Linked DNA regions of Mus musculus: region 2 is linked to region 1. Evidence: chromatin loops called from intact Hi-C (ENCODE). Cell type or tissue: heart. All regions are shown on one strand. Each heading gives the region's core, and the rest is flanking DNA. Links, peaks and the distances in the headings are about the cores only. Region 1 holds the start of Uhrf1bp1l (UHRF1 (ICBP90) binding protein 1-like). Region 2 overlaps Uhrf1bp1l (UHRF1 (ICBP90) binding protein 1-like).

What was found. Peaks named below come from ENCODE experiments on the same cell type or tissue, not always from the same donor. Only the 100,000 strongest peaks of a DNase experiment are listed, where the experiment ranks them.
Region 2: a loop joins it to region 1, with 2.2 times the contacts of the local background. A loop is called at or near these places in 2 of 42 quality-filtered maps.

What each region holds. Positions count from the first base shown.
Region 1 is chr10:89,740,258-89,748,595 of GRCm38, reverse strand. It overlaps Uhrf1bp1l (UHRF1 (ICBP90) binding protein 1-like), which reads right to left and starts at 3,605. Exons shown (of 21, transcript NM_029166.2): 1 at 3,308-3,605. The coding sequence starts at 3,351. It overlaps Gm30963 (predicted gene, 30963), which reads left to right and starts at 7,403. Exons shown (of 4, transcript NR_155765.1): 1 at 7,403-7,430; 2 at 7,972-8,133. In heart, for the core only: a CTCF peak has its summit at 3,211 (motif pointing right); DNase peaks (open chromatin) are centred at 3,035 and 3,625; H3K4me3 peaks cover 1,773 bases; H3K27ac peaks cover 1,152 bases.
Region 2 is chr10:89,800,182-89,808,519 of GRCm38, reverse strand. It overlaps Uhrf1bp1l (UHRF1 (ICBP90) binding protein 1-like), which reads right to left. Exons shown (of 21, transcript NM_029166.2): 13 at 5,308-5,501; 14 at 2,307-3,808; 15 at 1,724-1,896; 16 at 1-2. Among named protein-coding and RNA genes, the nearest start is that of Gm31090, 7.8 kb to the left of the region's middle. In heart, for the core only: a CTCF peak has its summit at 3,934 (motif pointing right); no DNase peak of the experiment used is centred there.

The DNA of each region.
Region 1 (8,338 bases), core at 205-8,204:
ACCCAACAGCTTCAACTATATTTCCCTTTTTTACTTAAGTTGACACATTTCTATTGCCTGCAGACAAAATAACCATAGCCAGCAAAGCTATCGAGCTCCATCATTTGATACACATCTACATATTTGAAACCAGTTCCTCAGCCTTTCGGCTGCTGGCATCTGGGCCAGATGTGATTTCATATTAGAGGTCTGTGCTGGGTGTGCGTGATAGTGTTGGGCAGAATCCCCAGCCTCTACCTACCAGGTGACAACCTTCCAAGTCACAATAATCAAAACCATTGCCAAAGGAACAAAGTTCCAGTGGTTGACAACCATTGCTTCAAACAGGACAGAGACTCCACCCCATGAGGTACAGTCTACCAAGTGAACTCCTAATCTGCAGAAAAACCTGTGTATCATATACTATGTCCTGAGGCTAAGTGATGGGAGGCAAGTATTTGTGCTTGGATCTTTCATATCACTTTGCAGGTCCCAGCTTAATTAAATGTGTACCTTTTGTCCCTGCCTGTCTTCCGACTATCTCAGGTGTGTGGTCAGATCTTCAACAACTTCAACTACATTTTCCCTGCACATACACCTACACACATATGTACAGAGAGACACAGAGCAACAGATAAAAAGGTGTAATGGTGAAATGACAGGTAGTTCCTGCTCCATCTTCCTTTCTTATATATGAATGTTTTAAAGAACTTCTTATCCTCTTACGGGGTGCGGGGGCGGGGGGGGGGGGGGACGGATTCCCCTATAACCACCTTCAACACATACCCTGTGCTGACCTAAAAAAATCTGGGTAATTTCTTTCAAAGGCTTTTCATGTTTCATTTCCCCTAAAATATAACACTTCTAACCTCTTCCTGTCTCTCTTCACACACCCCAAAGTTGATTCAGATCAGTCAAGTCTACAAACTTCTCATTAAAGCAAGAGGCACTAAGGAAACAAACATTAGGCAAGAAACAGAGATGTTTCTTATAAGATGACTTATAATACTCAAACCAAGCAGCGCTTACTTAAAGCATAAAGCATATGTCAGTCTCTTATAAAACAGTTCCTCTTCCTCACTGGTCCAATATGCCAACGTCCAAAGTCCTGGCCAGCCTCCAGAATTGCCAGTTTCAATCTTAAGATCTCAACTTTCACTCAGTGTGACCATTCTATTTTTCTAGACAGACTTCTTCCTGGAAGAGTCCCTGCAGGAGAGCCTGGAAGAACTTGGGCATTTTCCTAATGTTTCCTCTCTCTGATGGTACAGGTTCCAACGCCCTCCCCCAGAGGATTCCACCATTCCAGGCTGGCCTCAGGCTCTACTGCCAAGGACAATCTAAATCTGACAGCTTCCAACTCCCAAGCGCTGAGACTACAGGAATCTGTCACCACACCCGCTTTATAAGGTATATAAGGTGTTAGGCACTGAACTCAGGGCAGCTTTCATGCTAGGCCAGCACTCTAACCCAGCCTGGGAAACTGAGTTCCAACTCACACATGGTGTGGTAGGTGAGCACCAGTTATCCTCAGATGTTCCATACATAGACTGGATCAGGCACATATGTGCACACTTGGATGTATACAGTAAATAAATAAAAATATAATAATCTTTAAAAAAAACTACAAATGGTTTCTCCATTTAAAAAGAAAGAAAATGCTATGTTTTAGAAACTTTCTGATTTAAAATGAAATGCTCATTACTATTTACCACACAGGTGTAAGAAATCAGGAAGATTATAATGTAATCCTAAGGGCTTAACTCTAAGTATGTGGGAGTTATCTATGTGGCAGAGTAAGCCATTACACGCCTGCTCTTAAGAGGTCTTCCCAAATGGACTTATACAAGAGAATTAAAGGATAATGCCCTAAGGCACTTATCGACTGAATTAGATTTTCTTTTGGGCATACAGAGTGGTACAGTATCATTATCCCTGGGAGAGAAAAGGGCAATAAAATCAGTGTCTATGGATCTGAATTTTCTTATGGCTCTTGAAATAGGCAAGGGCGAAGTGTATCTCATGAGTCAGACTCACCCTAAGTAATAAACATTATTCAAAATAAGATGACTCAGTATTGCACTATCTATATAATTAAAAAAAATCCAACAAAGCATGGTAGCACAGACCTGTAATCTCAGCACTCAGGAAGGTGAGGCAGGATGACACTGAACTTGAGGGTAGCCTGAGATTTATTTTCAGGACAGCCTGAGCTACTTAACCTGTTTAAATACACACACACACACACACACACACACACTCACTCTCTCTCTCTCTCTCTAATTAGTGATACTAAGAACCAAACACACGGTCACAAACTTTGCTATAGTTTGATACTTTATGTATACATACTGTGTGTATTAAATTTTATTCAATATAAAGATATAATGTCAGGAAAATATCTGCTGAATCATAGTATTGTTTTGTTCAATATGTTCTCAACTGTAATATATATATATGTATTACACACACACACACACATATCCAGAAAATGAAGACATGTTTACTATACAAGTCTATCATTAAACCTGAGAACGTTCCTTTAATCAGTTAAAAGCATTCATTAACTTACAAATAACAGAGGAGAGAAAGAGATCCTAACCAAGAGCTTTTAATTCTCTGTCACCAACTTGGAACAGGGTCCTACATTTAGCCTGTTTCTTGAGACAAATATGGAGAAGCCAAGAGCAGTAACAAACTGCCAGTTTACTGAGTCATGTTTCTGACTAAAACTGTGTTATGAAATGGAAAGAGTGACACGTCTGGGGTTTAAACACCAGGGACGTTAACTCCCTGAACTCAAGGGTCGCGGAACAAAATCGGAAAACTCTGCAGCAAGAACGAACGCGATGCGGGACTGAAAACGACTTCCACGGAGAACTGGCCGAAGCGGAGAAGTCCTGCTTAATTTCCCCTAAAACAAATCCGAACTGTGCAAACAAGCACACCCTCCCGTGCAGCGGAGCGGGGACGCCAGGTAGGGGGCACCGAGAACAATCCCAAGGTTAACGTTTCACTGGCACACACACACCCCAGTCCTCGGCTAACGGAGCCGCTCGGCTCCGAGCCCCGGGAGCTTCCGAGCCGGACCGGGTCCCAGCCCAACCCCATCCACCCAGCACCTGAGTGACGCCGGGGACGTCACCAGCCTCGGCGCAGGAGCGGCCCCCGGCGGAGGAGGAGACCCCGGCCCGCCGAGCCCCGCCGCCCTCCGCGTGACTCCGGAGGCCGGTCGGGGGCGCCAGCGGCACCGGCAGAGCCCGAACCTGCGACCTGGACCCGAGAACCGGCGGCCAGCGGACGGGACCGGCCCCGAGCGCTCGCTGACCTGGAGAGGTGCTTCAGGATCTGTTTCTTGATGATCCCAGCCATGGTGCCCGCCGGGCTGGAGCGCCGCTCTCTTGTCGCTCCTCACAGCCTCCTCACTTCGCGGCAGTCTTCTTTCGGTCCCGCCTCACCGGCCCGGAGGAGAAGCGCCGGAGAGATCACTCTCAGAAGAGACTCGAGGGCCTGGCCGAGGCCACAGCCGCCGCAGCCGCCGCCGAGAGCCCGAAGCATGACGCTCAGGCCGCCGCGGCCGCCGCCAGCGCCATCTTGGCTGCAGCATCACCTAAGAGACCGGGGGCGGGGAGAGGAGTCGGGGGGGCGGAGCGAGCTCGAGGTGGGCGGGACCTGTGGGAGTTCCGGGAATCTTCAGCCCTGCCTACTTCGGACTCCCACTAGGTCCTCCGCTGCCCTTTCCTAGTTGGTACTTGGGCTTTCATCTTTTCTTCATCCCTTTCATCTTGTCTGTGCCTCTCTCGCTGACATCCTAGTCTTGCTTCTTCATTTCCTCCGAACTCAACTTTCTGCTCTACAAGTAGCTCTGTTTATGTTATTCTTTTGGCCATTTCAGCTTTTTAATCTCAGTTTCTTTTACCAAGATCCTTCCCTTAGACTAACGGCTGTAATTTAATGTTTCCATTCGTTGGTCTAACCTTAAAGGAAGTAAAATTGACAGCATGTCATATTTAACCGAATATACCTAAAGACCTAGAAGTTAGAAAGTCTAGAGCCAGTGAGATGGCTCTCAGCCAGCAAGAGTACTTGTCAAGCAAGCTTGATGATCTGAACTTGATGACCAAACCACCATGAAGGAAAGAACTGCCCTTGAAAGTTATCCTCTGGACACACACACACATAGACACACTTAGTAGAAATTTTGAAATGGAATGCCCAAAATGAAGTCCTGGTTCTAATATTTTCTAGCTATGTTAACTTGGAAAGATTGTTTTCAGCTTTAGTTTCACTTCATGTATGAATGTGACTTTGGTCACACAAGGGGACGTCAGAGAACAGCCCTGGGTGTAGTGCCTCACTTTCTTCTATCTCTTCCTCAACAGCTACTTGTGTACTCCAGGTTACCTGGTTCCTAGGATCCTCTTGTTGGTCTCTTGTTGCCTCTCCCATATTGCCTAAAGAGTGCTGGGATTACAGACTTCTGGCTTCATGTGAATTCTGGAGACTCAAGTTCAAGTCCTGATGATTGAATGGCAAGTGTATTGTCTGCTAAGCCAGCTCTCTCAGCCGTTAACCTCACTTTTAATCATCTTTAAAATATAGTGTCTGCCCTTAGGGATGGTTTGGTAGGGGCCCTAGTAGGTACTGTTGGTGTGTCTGGGCCATATTGTCTGGCCACCTGTTGTAGAAGCAGGTTTTGAAAAAGATATAAATCACTAAAATATTTCATAAACAGGTGGGAGAGAGAGACAGTGTAGCCATTTGAGGTGGGAAGAAGCAGCATTAGAGTTCACAATGCTTGAAGCATGCCAGGGTAACAAGAATCTGCTAACACAAATACTGTGCAAGGATGAAAGCAATCTGAGCTGTTTGAAGGGAACCAAGCTGGGTGTAGTGACACATGGGTCTGTAATGTCAGCCCTTCGGGGACAGAGGCAGGAGGAGTGCTACAAGTCTGAGGTCACCATGATCTACTTAGCAACACCTTCTCTTGAAAAAATAAAAAAATAAAAATAACTACAAAGCCAAGATTTTATTACTTGGACATAGGATCCATAACAACTCATAAAAATGCCTGTCTTGGGACTGACTCCTACTTGGAAGCTGGCATGACAGTGATGGGTTGTACTTCAGAGCCTTACTAGACTAGCGAAGGCCGCCTGCAGCCAGCCAGGTCTTGTCCCTAGCTGGGTGACTCATTCCCAGTCTCTGCCCAGAACCCTGCTCCTCTCCGTCTCTGAGCTTCAGTAAGATAACATCCCTTGTCCCCAGTCTCTGATTCAGTAAGATAACATCCCTTATCCCCCGGCCCAACCCTTTTCTTCAGTTGACCTGAAGTTTCTTCTCTTAGAAATGATTAGGTGGAAATCAGCTGTATTTGCAGAGGAATAAATGTTAAAAGTAACATTTGATTGACAAACCAAACATAGGGTGTGGGGAGGGGCAAAGAAAGGCTAGCCAAACCTCCTGCTTCGCCCTGATTATGAACTATTAGGACAAACAAACATAGAGCAACAGAACACAAGGAAGTTCTTGAGGCTCGGACAGCCTCTGAGCACAGTACAGACTGGATAGTCTAGTGTACTTCAAACTGCCAACACCCACAGACACCTTTCTTCTGCCCTGGACTTCCTACAGAGTCATAATAACTCTAATACAGCAGCTCCCTGCCTTCATCATTTTAGCATAGGGGCTGGAGAGATGGCTCAGTGGTTAAGAGCACTGGCTCTTCTTCTACAGGAAGTGGGTTCAAATCCCAGCATCCACATGGTGACTCATACCTGTTTGTAACTCCAAGATCTGACACCCTCACACAGACATACATGCAGGCAAAACACCAATACACATTGTCTTAGTTAGGGTTTTACTGCTGTGAACAGACACCATGACCAAGGCAAGTCTTATAAAACACAACATTTAATTGGGGCTGGCTTACAGGTTCAGAGGTTCAATCCATTATCATCAAGGTGGGAGCATGGCAGCATCCAGGCTGTCATGGCACAGGCAGAGCTGAGAGTTCTATCTCTTCATCCAAAGTCTGCTAGTCTTCCCAGGCAACTAGGGTGAGGGTCTTAAGCCCACACCCACAGTGATACACCCATTCCAACAAGGCCACACCTCCAAATGGTGCTACTCCCTAGTCCAAGAATATACAAACCATGACACACATAAAAGTAAATTTTTAAAAATTTTAGTTTATATGTACTCATAGTACACACGAGTGTATGCAAAAGTTAGGGAAAAATTGGTGCAATTAATCTTTAGCATTTTAACTTTTTTGAGCCCTTTGATTATAAAACCATATATCCAAAAGGACACTTATATACCATTTATTTACTGGTTAGTTGAGATATATTAATTTGTATGAACATATAACCCACATGTCAAATCTAACTTGGCTATGGTATGCAAACTTAATTTTAAAGTTTAAAATGAGCCAAGCAGTGGTTGTGTGTGTCTTTAATCCCAGTACTATGGAGGCAGAGGAAAACAGAGCTCTGAGTTTGAGGCAAGTCTGGTCTCCAGAGCGAACTCCAACGTAGCCAGGGCCACACAGAGAAACCATGTCTCAAAGAGAGAGAGGACGAAAGAAAGAAAGGAAGGAAGGAAGGAAGGAAGGAAGGAAGGAAGGAAGGAAGGAAGAAAGAAAGAAAGAAAGAAAGAAAGAAAGAAAGAAAGAAAGAGGAAAACAACTATTCATTCTTTAATCAGCATTTTTAAAAGTTATAGGCAAGCTGGGCAATGGTGGTGCACAACTTAGATCTCAGCACTCTTGAAAGACAGAGACAGGCAGATCTCTGAGTTCAAAGCCAGCCTAGTTCCAGGACATCCAGGGCTACAGGAAACTCTGTCTTGAAAAACAAAATGAAACAAAGAAACAGAGAGAGAGAGAGGGAGAGAGAGAGAGAGAGAGAGAGAGAGAGAGAGAGAGAGAGAAAGGAAGGAAGGAAGGAAGGAAAAAAGAAAGAAAGAAAGAAAGAAAGAAAGAAAGAAAGAAAGAAAGAAAGGAAGGAAGGAAGAAAGAAAAGGAAAGAAAGAAAATATGTTATAAGCAGATATAGGTAATTCCTGCACCTTGGGCTAATCCAGATATGGGTATATATCAGAAAGGATTGTTTTCAAAATAGGCTAGGAAAAAATGAAAATAAACTAGGGAGTTATAAAAATACACCTATGATATCAAAAACAATAGAAGAGTTATATGGTAATCCTTTCAGCTTATCTACTTGGCTTGGTTGTTGTATCTAAATAAATGCATATGTAAATGTCACTTAAAATTTTCTGTATTAAAAAAAAAAGGAAATTGTTGAAATAGGAAAAACTGTTACTACATTCTGTTCCTCTTTTTCACCCAGCCACAAGGGGTGTTTTTAAGAGACAAAAGTGACCACAGAGTTATGTCTACATAAGGAAAAGAAGTTGCACTCCCTCCTGGGGGATGCATCAGAAAGGTACGTGGGTTTAGAGGGTAGTTTATGCGTAATCGAACAATCTAGCCTGTTTTGATGAACTCGTATGGAATTAAGACAGCGCCACATGCCTGGAGTTCTAGCTCATCGAGTGGAAGTAGAAGGACCATCTGAGAGGCCTTTGAGGTCAATGAGAGGGAGAGTGAAGAATAAGAGGAAAAGGCAGAGATGAAAAGATTGAGAACCAGAGTGGTGAGGGGAGGAAGGAAGGGAGAGAGAAAGAAAGGCCCGCCCTTGAGAATGGAAAAAAAAAAAAATAACGTGTGGGTTGACTATTCATGCTAACATTTAATCATATACTATAAAACAAGGTCTTTAAAAATATCTGTAGCTTTCTGATAGTGACAACCTCCCTACAAGAATACACCTTTCTAAAGGAACGCCTCCATCCCTCTTCAGAAAGGAGAGGGGGAAATGCTAGGGTGGTGCCTGCTGCAGAGGCTCAGCTCAAGTTGCTGTAAAGTCACTTAGCCCCCATTAATAAGGACCCCTTTTCTATTTTGGCTGCTCTATCCTCTGCTAGCCTCTAGGAAGAGAAACAAGATCGACTGAAGGACGTTCTTTCCAGAACAAGCAGGATAAAAAGCATCCCATGGCCAGGCAGTGGTGGCGCACGCCTTTAATCTCAGCAATTGGGAGGCAGAGGCAGAGGATTTCTGAGTTCGAGGACAGCCTGGTCTACAAAGTGAGTTCCAGGACAGCCAGGGCTATACAGGGTGGGGGTGGGGGGGAATCCTAAGATAAGTGGAAAACCACCCAAATAAATAGATAGATAGATAGATAGATAGATAGATAGATAGATAGATAGATAGATAGATAGAATCTAGGTTTTTCCTAAACAACAACAAAGTTGTTCCCTGCCCCCTAAGAGTAAGCAACCTAACGTGAAT
Region 2 (8,338 bases), core at 323-8,322, 60 kb before region 1:
TGCTGAAATAACACACAGGTAAATTAATAAACTAAGATCTGTTTATACATGTTCCAGCAATGTTTATATTTATTGAAAAATGGACGAATGCTTTCAAGCAAAGCCTTGTTTAAATACCTCTAAGCAAACAGAGTCAAATTACGGTCTCTCAGCAAATGAGAAATGACTTCCTATAGTTAAATGCCAGAAATACTGTGCTGATTAGATTTATGTCAACTTGACACAAATTACAGTCACGTGAGAGGAGAAAACACCTCCCTCAGATCTGGCTGGGGACCAACCTATAGAGCTGATAGGAGAGGGCCCACGGCATTGTGGGTCATGCCACCCATGCCACCCCTGGGCTGGTGGTCCTGGGTCCTGTATGAAAGCAGGCTGAGCAAGTCCTAAGAAGCAAGCCAGTAAGCAGCACCATTCCATGGCCTCTGTATCAGCTCCTGCCTCCAGGTTCCTGCCCTGTGTGAGTTCCTGCCCTGACTTCCTCCAGGGATGGTCTACGATCTGGACGTGCGAGCCAGACCAACCCTTAGTCACCAACCTGCTCTTGGTCATGATGTTTCTTTACAGCAACAGAAACCCTGACTAAGTCAGATACTAAAGCCCTAACTGTAGTGAACTAACAGTGACAGTGATGATCAGAAGGAACTGAGAGGCAAACCTCCTCCTGCCTGTCAGCCTCACATCTCCCCTCGTCACACACTGCACAGATCCAGTCTGAGTCCCTCTCTCTTCTCCCCACCCTACAGCAGCCCCAATCACCTCTCACATGAATTGAATATCGTGTGACTATTCTCCTCCCTCAAGCTATCTATGAGAAAAGGAATAAGATCATTAAGTTTTGTATCTATCACAGATTAATATTGTAAAATGCCATAAAAGAACTAAAACTCAAATGAAGTCCAAGACACAAAAACTATACCCCCAACTCAGCTCCTTCTTTACTGCCGTGTAACCAGCTGGCTTCTACCCCATGCCCCTGAGTGTGGGACGTTCAGTAAGTGGATATCCCACCAGATATGGAGACAGAGAGGTGTATGTGGCGGTAACTGTGGTGCATGTTAACAGAACATTTCAGTCTTTCTCATAGTCCAGGGATAAGATGTCTATGATTTTTGCTAAACTGTACAGAAATAAAACAGCTCTCCAGGCCCAGAAGAAATACTGTGAAACAGAGAAGCATTCTTCACAGTGAAGAAAGTGAGACCTGGGAACAGCAAAGTGGCTCAGTGGGTAAAGGCCACCATGCCTGACAACTTGAGTTTGACACTCGGTGGAGGGAGAGGAACAACTCCTACAGGTTGCCCTCTGACCTCTACTCATGCCATGGAACATGTGTGCTACCCTGCCCCACACTCTCCTATAGACAGATGAATATAATTTCTTGAAAAAGAACTAAAGGAAGGAAAAACGACATGAAGAAAAACTAAACTGAGGTCAAATCATAAAGAACATCTTCAAAACGAATTAAGAATTCTAAATTTCACAGCCTTGAAGCAATGAAGATTCCTAAGATTAAACTGGAAAATAACATGATCAAATTCCAAGGGGTAACTCGAGGAGTCCTGCTAGCAAAAGGACAGCCACTAGCAAGTCACAGCTAGGAGGACAGGGCCAGACGTTCAGAACTGAGTCATTCTGTCTGTCCATTCGATGTCATTAATAAGCGTGGGGTACAACTTTAAGTACTTACATAGTACTTCTTGTAAGCGGTCTGTTCACTTACCCTTCCCCAGCAACACGTGGCTGTCGCTTCCATCGCTCTCCGCCTGCTCTTCCAATACCATGCTGTCCAGGGAAAGGGTATCCAGGGAGACCTGTGAGGCGCTCCTTTTCATGTTCTTGTAGGAAACAGAGAGTGGAGCTGGGGAGGGTGGGCAACGTTCCTTAGATTTAGCACTGTCAGCAAACAAAATCAATGGAAAATTACCCCAGGTATTGAAAGGACTTCGCCTTCCACTCTTAGTAGTGCTGGGGAGAGGGAGGGCCCCTGGAATCCCAGAACTGCGGAGGCAGAGGCAAAAGGAGTGCTGGAGTCCTAGCCCAGCCGGACCACAGCAAGACACAGGCCCAGCAAGGAAGCCAGCGTGTAGTAAAGGTAGCATCACATAGCGTCCCCAAGCTAGTAAGTGCTAAGAAGTATACCAAGACATACAAGTAAGGGCTATCTCAGATTCTGAACACAGACTCTTAATCCTGACAATGCCACACTTTGTCCTGAGGTTTTCTACTCCCAAACAAAACTAACAAATAAACAAGCCAAAGAAACAACAGAACTAAAACCACTTCCATTGCAACTGCACCATTACCTTAAGGACGTCTGGGATTTAGGTGCTCTGGCTGGGGGCGCCTCCTCTTTACTGCTCTCCGGGTTCTCAGAGAGGGAAGCTGCTTCAGGAAGGAAGTCTTCAGCTCTGAAGATGGAGTGTATGGCGTCAATTCCCTTACCAGTTACAGGGTTTGAAGGTGGGTTATGGTTGCCGTCATCATCCAGGGAAAGCCTAGTTGAGCCATCTCTGTAGTTTAAGACACTATCTGAGTCTGTGGAAGCCACATCCTTTGTGTGACTCCCTTCTGAGGTCATTTCTCCTGAGCCACTCTTGTGAGAAAGTCCACTACTTTCATCTTCACTTATTTTCCCTAAATGTTTATCTGATAAGTAGTCTAGAAAAGAAGTGCCTTTTTGCAGGTTTGTGTCACTGGCTGATTTGAAAAGCAACGGATCCTTTAAAGGGGCGTGGCTGAGGTCAACACTCATTGACCTGTTGTCTGACATGTGATTGAGAGTAGCATTTCTAATTCGGTGTATACCACTACCACCTTGTTTTCTCTTTGAAGACAAAAACCCCCCATTTTCTGCTGGCAGGAAGTCAGGAAGCAATGGGCTCCCACTTTCAGAAGCAGGAGAGCGCAGAGCACTTGTGGGATTCACTGGATGAAGCAGCAGGGCAAGCTCCGCACTGCGAAGTAAAATTCCAACGCAAACAGAAGTCTGGGAAGCGGGGCTTCCAATCACAGCTTCCACATCCCTCCGCAAGGTATCCGAAAGCAGAACGAGAGACTCGTGTATGAAAAGCAGCAGCAGATATTGGTAGTGATTGATCTGCATACTGACATGTTTATGAACACGGACCAAGACATGAACATCCGCATCTGAAGAGGAAGAGGAAAACCTTAAAAATGTGTCTGATGAAGGTCTTTGGCCGCCATTTGTCAGAGGCTCAGACTCTGTACTGTAATACTCCTTCAAGAGTTTCTTCCTCTTCATTCGGCCAGCCAGATCACTGGACTCACTTTGTGAGGTATTAAGGGTCACTTGATCACAAGTCTGGAACTCTTTCTGTAGCTCTGCGTATCTTGTTGGCTGGCAAATCCAGATAGACAGAGGGAAAGCATCTACAAAGCTTACTGGCCGCCCCTTCCCGCTTTTCATCCCTTCATAGTCTATCCAAAACTGGGAAAAGTACACCGCCCACACATCGGTGGCAGCAGATGTTTTAAGAGTGTTTTTATTCAATTTAGGGATAATATTCCCTTTATAAACCTCATGCATTTTGGTATCTTGTTCGTGGGCATGTCTCTGGAAGATGGGATGTAGAAGATTAAAACTGTCACAGGATTTGGGGAATCTAGTATAAGTTTTGCTAAAAAAGTCACACTCTTTAAAGTCTTGACACAAAGCTTCTAGATCAGAATGGCGGCAGTTCGGACAGTGCCTCGTGTTGGTGGCTATCATTTCAGAGCTCTGAATAGACACCGTGTGAGGCTGATCTTGATGGCAACCTGCCTTCACTTCAGAAGGAATGACAAACTGGAAGGGGAAAAAAATTGAGTTCAGTTTACAAATCCCTACATCATGAAAAATACAAAAGACTTGGTATTATTTTTATTGTTTTAAAGATTTATTTATTATATGTGAGTACACTGTAGCTGTCTTTAGACACCCCAGAAGAGGGCATCAGATCCCACTACAGATGGTTGTGAGCCACCATGTAGTTGCTGGGATTTGAACTCAGGACCTCTGGAAGAGCAGTCAGTGCTCTTAACCACTGAGCCATCTCTTACTTACTAAATGTTTGAGTACACACACAAAAAAGCACTAAGTGTGAAAAAGCGATATTCGATAGTTTTGTTAAGCTACTTTTAAGCCCAAGTGTTCTAGGAGACTGAAAGAATGACAGCAACTGTACAGACAGATGTCACCCGACTTGTTGTTCCAGGCTGCAAGAGAGCACACAGCTGTAATCGTAGCACTCTGGAGAACAGGCAGGGTATGCTGAGACAGTGAGACTAAGGCAGACTTATGACATAGTTCTCAAGAGGGAACTGAATCAGTGTTCCTAGCAAAGAGTCCAAAGTGGTTTCTGGGTACTGCTCATGCCCAGAAAATATAATGATCATTGTTTAGTTCTGTCTCAAGCACTATTAAACAACATGTTCCTTTATGCTAAGTTGAGAAGATTTTTCCTTATATGCTAGGAAATGTGGAATATTAGCTGCACAATGTTTTATAAAAGCGGCTACAACACATAATCTATCAACAACGGACCCTTCAGTAAATTGTCAGTTATGTCCACATCTTATTCTTTTTACTAAAATGTGTTTTAAAAACCTAAGATTGTATACAAATTAGATTAGTGGCTACTTACTTACAAAGCAAGTTTTGTTAACTTTAGACACTAATAATTGAATAATATGAACAAATGCAACTCATACACTTTAAAAACTTTGCTGTACACTTAACCTTTTCTAGAAGAAAAAAAATGTATAAACCCTATAACAGGAACAAAAAGGACTAAAGATTTTTAAAACCTCTTTATGTGACAGTGACTTGTTTATTATTTGCTGTCAGAGGAAGTTTGTGGAAGTCAGAGGACAACTTGCAGGAGTCAGTTTTCCTCCCATAATGTGGGACCTGGGGACTAAGGTCAGGTATTCAGGCTTACATGCCCCATTTTTACCCACTGCACCATCTCACTAAAGATTTACATTTTACTGCTATCTCTTACTTTCAAATGAATAGAAGTCAGAAAAATTAAAATCATAAATACACAAAAGTAGAGGAAACACTCTCAGATTTCCTATAGCTGAGAATCAAAATTCAATCTTACATTTCACCATGAAATTAAGATTATAATTAAGCTTACTCACGTCTGAACAGCACGTTATATCCTGGGATTATAACAATTAGTCAGTTTTATATCTATAAAAATGGCTTTGCTCTCAGCTGGGTGTGGTGGACATGTCTTTAAACCCAGGAGGCAGAGGCACGATACCTTTAGCATGAAGCCCCACTTGTTTCCACGATACCTTTAGCATTAAGCCGTCAACTCGGATGTCAACATGCTCATCGGATTTTGAGCTGTCATTCAACTTGTACACAGCCATGAACTGATTAAGACTTTGTTTTAAATCCAGCAGAAACTGGTTTAACCACAGAATGCTCCTTTCATCTACAGTAAACTGTAGAGCATTCAGCTGGCTATATAGGTTGGGAGATGGAACTGTGGAGAAAAAAAAGAAAAGTGTTAAGCTCCCTCAGCGAACAGACAGTTATGTTTCCATAGAAAAGATAGCCTTAACAAGTAATATTTCTCCTTAATCAATATCACACATGAAGCTACATATGTGACTAACAGCAAATATAGACATAAGACATTTTTCTATGCTTCACTAACTGAAAAAAATATAATGTAAATAAAATGCATAAACTGGGAGTCCTGTTAGATTCACAGTGAAGCAGAGTAATAAAACATCACCCTCTTAAAGCACGGTGTCGAAATCATGGCCTGCCCGTAAAGCCTATCTGCCTATCTATCTACCTACCTACCTACTTATCTACCTACCTACTCATCTATCTATCTATTTATCTATTTATCTATTTATCTATTTATCTATCTATCTATCTATCTATCTACCTACCTACCTATCTACCTACCTACTTATCTATTTATCTACCTACCTACCTACCTACCTACCTACCTACCTACCTACCTACCTACTTATCTATCTATTTATCTATCTACCTACCTACCTACCTACCTACCTACCTACCTACCTACCTATCTGCATCACACTCTGTGTCCTATAAAGAGGTGTGCCAGGCAGAAAGCCCATGAGGGGAGAGCATACACAGCCCACTCTCCTCTTTAACAATGGCCTAGAACAGAGCTTTCAAGTACAGCAGTAACTGAAATGTCTCGGATAATCCATTATTATACACTCGGTTTCCTCCCACTAAACTAATGCTGATAATTACAGGTTGTATCTCTTCTGAAACCGCAAGTATATTAATCATAAAAACTACAGGGTTCAGAACAGCTTGATGAGGTCTTTATTCTACAAGACTAAGAATCCTGAGAAAGGACCCCAATTTTCCAGTAATACTTGATACACCAAGTGAAGCGTCCTACAGTTTCTGATAACTATGGATATTTTTTCAGTGTATTGGTACTGCCTCCTACAGAACCAACTCATGTTTCTAATTGAATACATATAGGCTTGGTTTTTTTCTCCTTAAGCCCCTTTTTTTTTTTTTTTTTTTAAAGATTTATTTATTGATTATATGTAAGTACACTGTAGCTGTCTTCAGACACTCTAGAAGAGGGAGTCAGATCTTGTTGGGGATGGTTGTGAGCCACCATGTGGTTGCTGGGATTTGAACTCTGGACCTTCGGAAGAGCAGTCGGGTGCTCTTACCCACTGAGCCATCTCGCCAGCCCCCCCCTTTTTTTCTAGAAATGAGGTCTTCTCTACCATGCCTCTCCACCATGATGGTCTGCACTCCCAAAGCCTAAGGCCAATGCAGTAGGCAGAGGATAGATGGGCTGAAACCTCTGCTACTGCCCCTAAGTCATCCCCGTCCGGAGCTGAAGGCCCTGTGGCTAGAAGAACTTGAAAGACGGAAGGAGTAGACGTGAGATGATTTACTGGGGCCTTGAGGATGATAAAGACAGGACACAGGTGGACAGGCGTGGTTACCGGTCCAAGGATAAACCATAAGAACAGAACGTACTGTGTGAAAGTAAAATGTGGGCTGAGCGAGCAAGTTTCTTCTTCAGTCCAATTGAAATTTAGTAGGAATGGAATAAGCCATTCTGGGGGGTGGGGGTGGATGGCCAGAGCACATCATTGTTAACAAAATGGCAAAAGTGACAGAGCATTAAGTTTAGATGCAGTAACTAAGACATCCCAAAGAAAACCCAAAGCTTCTACAGCCACCAGCACAGGCATACTTTATTTTAATGATCTAAACTTGTCTAAGATCAACAACCTTCTATGCATATAAATGTCATGATTATTAGGTAAACATGCCTAGGACATTTGTAAGGACACAGTAACTATACACATATGTTTTCAGGTGCAAAGAACATTGCACAGGATGATCTATGTTTGACTTTGGGTACCTGCACTCATCTCTTCATTCCATTCATAAAAGCAAAGAAGCTTCCTTGAAGGTCTACCCCTAGGCTTTATGCTACAGACACAGAACATAGAAGAAATAAGGGATGTCCAATTCCATTTAACTTTCCATACATGAGACAGACATAAAACAAAAAAGTTGTGATTAGAAACTAGCTGTGATGTCGAGGTCCTTGCCTTTGGGATTAAGGGGAAGTAGAGTGCCCAGAGAATGCATCACACTCAGGAATAAAGGGAATTTCTAAAGAGAGACTGTGATGGCAGCAGCCATAGACGACGAGACGTCGTCCCCACACGGGGCAGCCCTGGGCTCCATGTGGCATTGCTAACAGGCTCTTCAGATGACCATGTAGCTCAGGGATACCTACCTGCTTATTTGTTGTTCTGGTGTCAGTTTCTGCTTGTCTTGGGCTTGGTGGTACTGAGGAGTGAAAGCAGGCATCACAGATGCCGGGCAAGCATGCCGCATAGTTCCATCTCAGCCCTTCAAACAGTGCAAACTAAGCTAGAAGGAGCCTGTCCTGGGCTCCTAATGTTAAGGGGAAGGGGCAGGATCCAAACCAAATACGACAAAGAGGCACACATGTTAAAAACAAGATCAAGAATACTATGCTTATTCTATGAGCTGAACTGTACACTCTACCCCACGCCTCTAAAGTGCTTCTGTTTACGGTTTAAATTCAGCACCTCAGAATGTGACTATTTGGAGACAGAGCTCTTGAAGATATGAAGGCAAAGTGAGCCCATATGAGTGGACCCATGTCCCACATGGCTGATGGATGCACAATGGTGTGCACTTTAAACCCAGCATTAGGAGGCAGAGGCAGAAGGCCAATCTGGTCAATAGAGCAGGCCAGCCAGCCAGCCAGAGTAAGACACTGTCTCATTTTTTTTTTTTTTTGAAGTTATGGCACCTGGA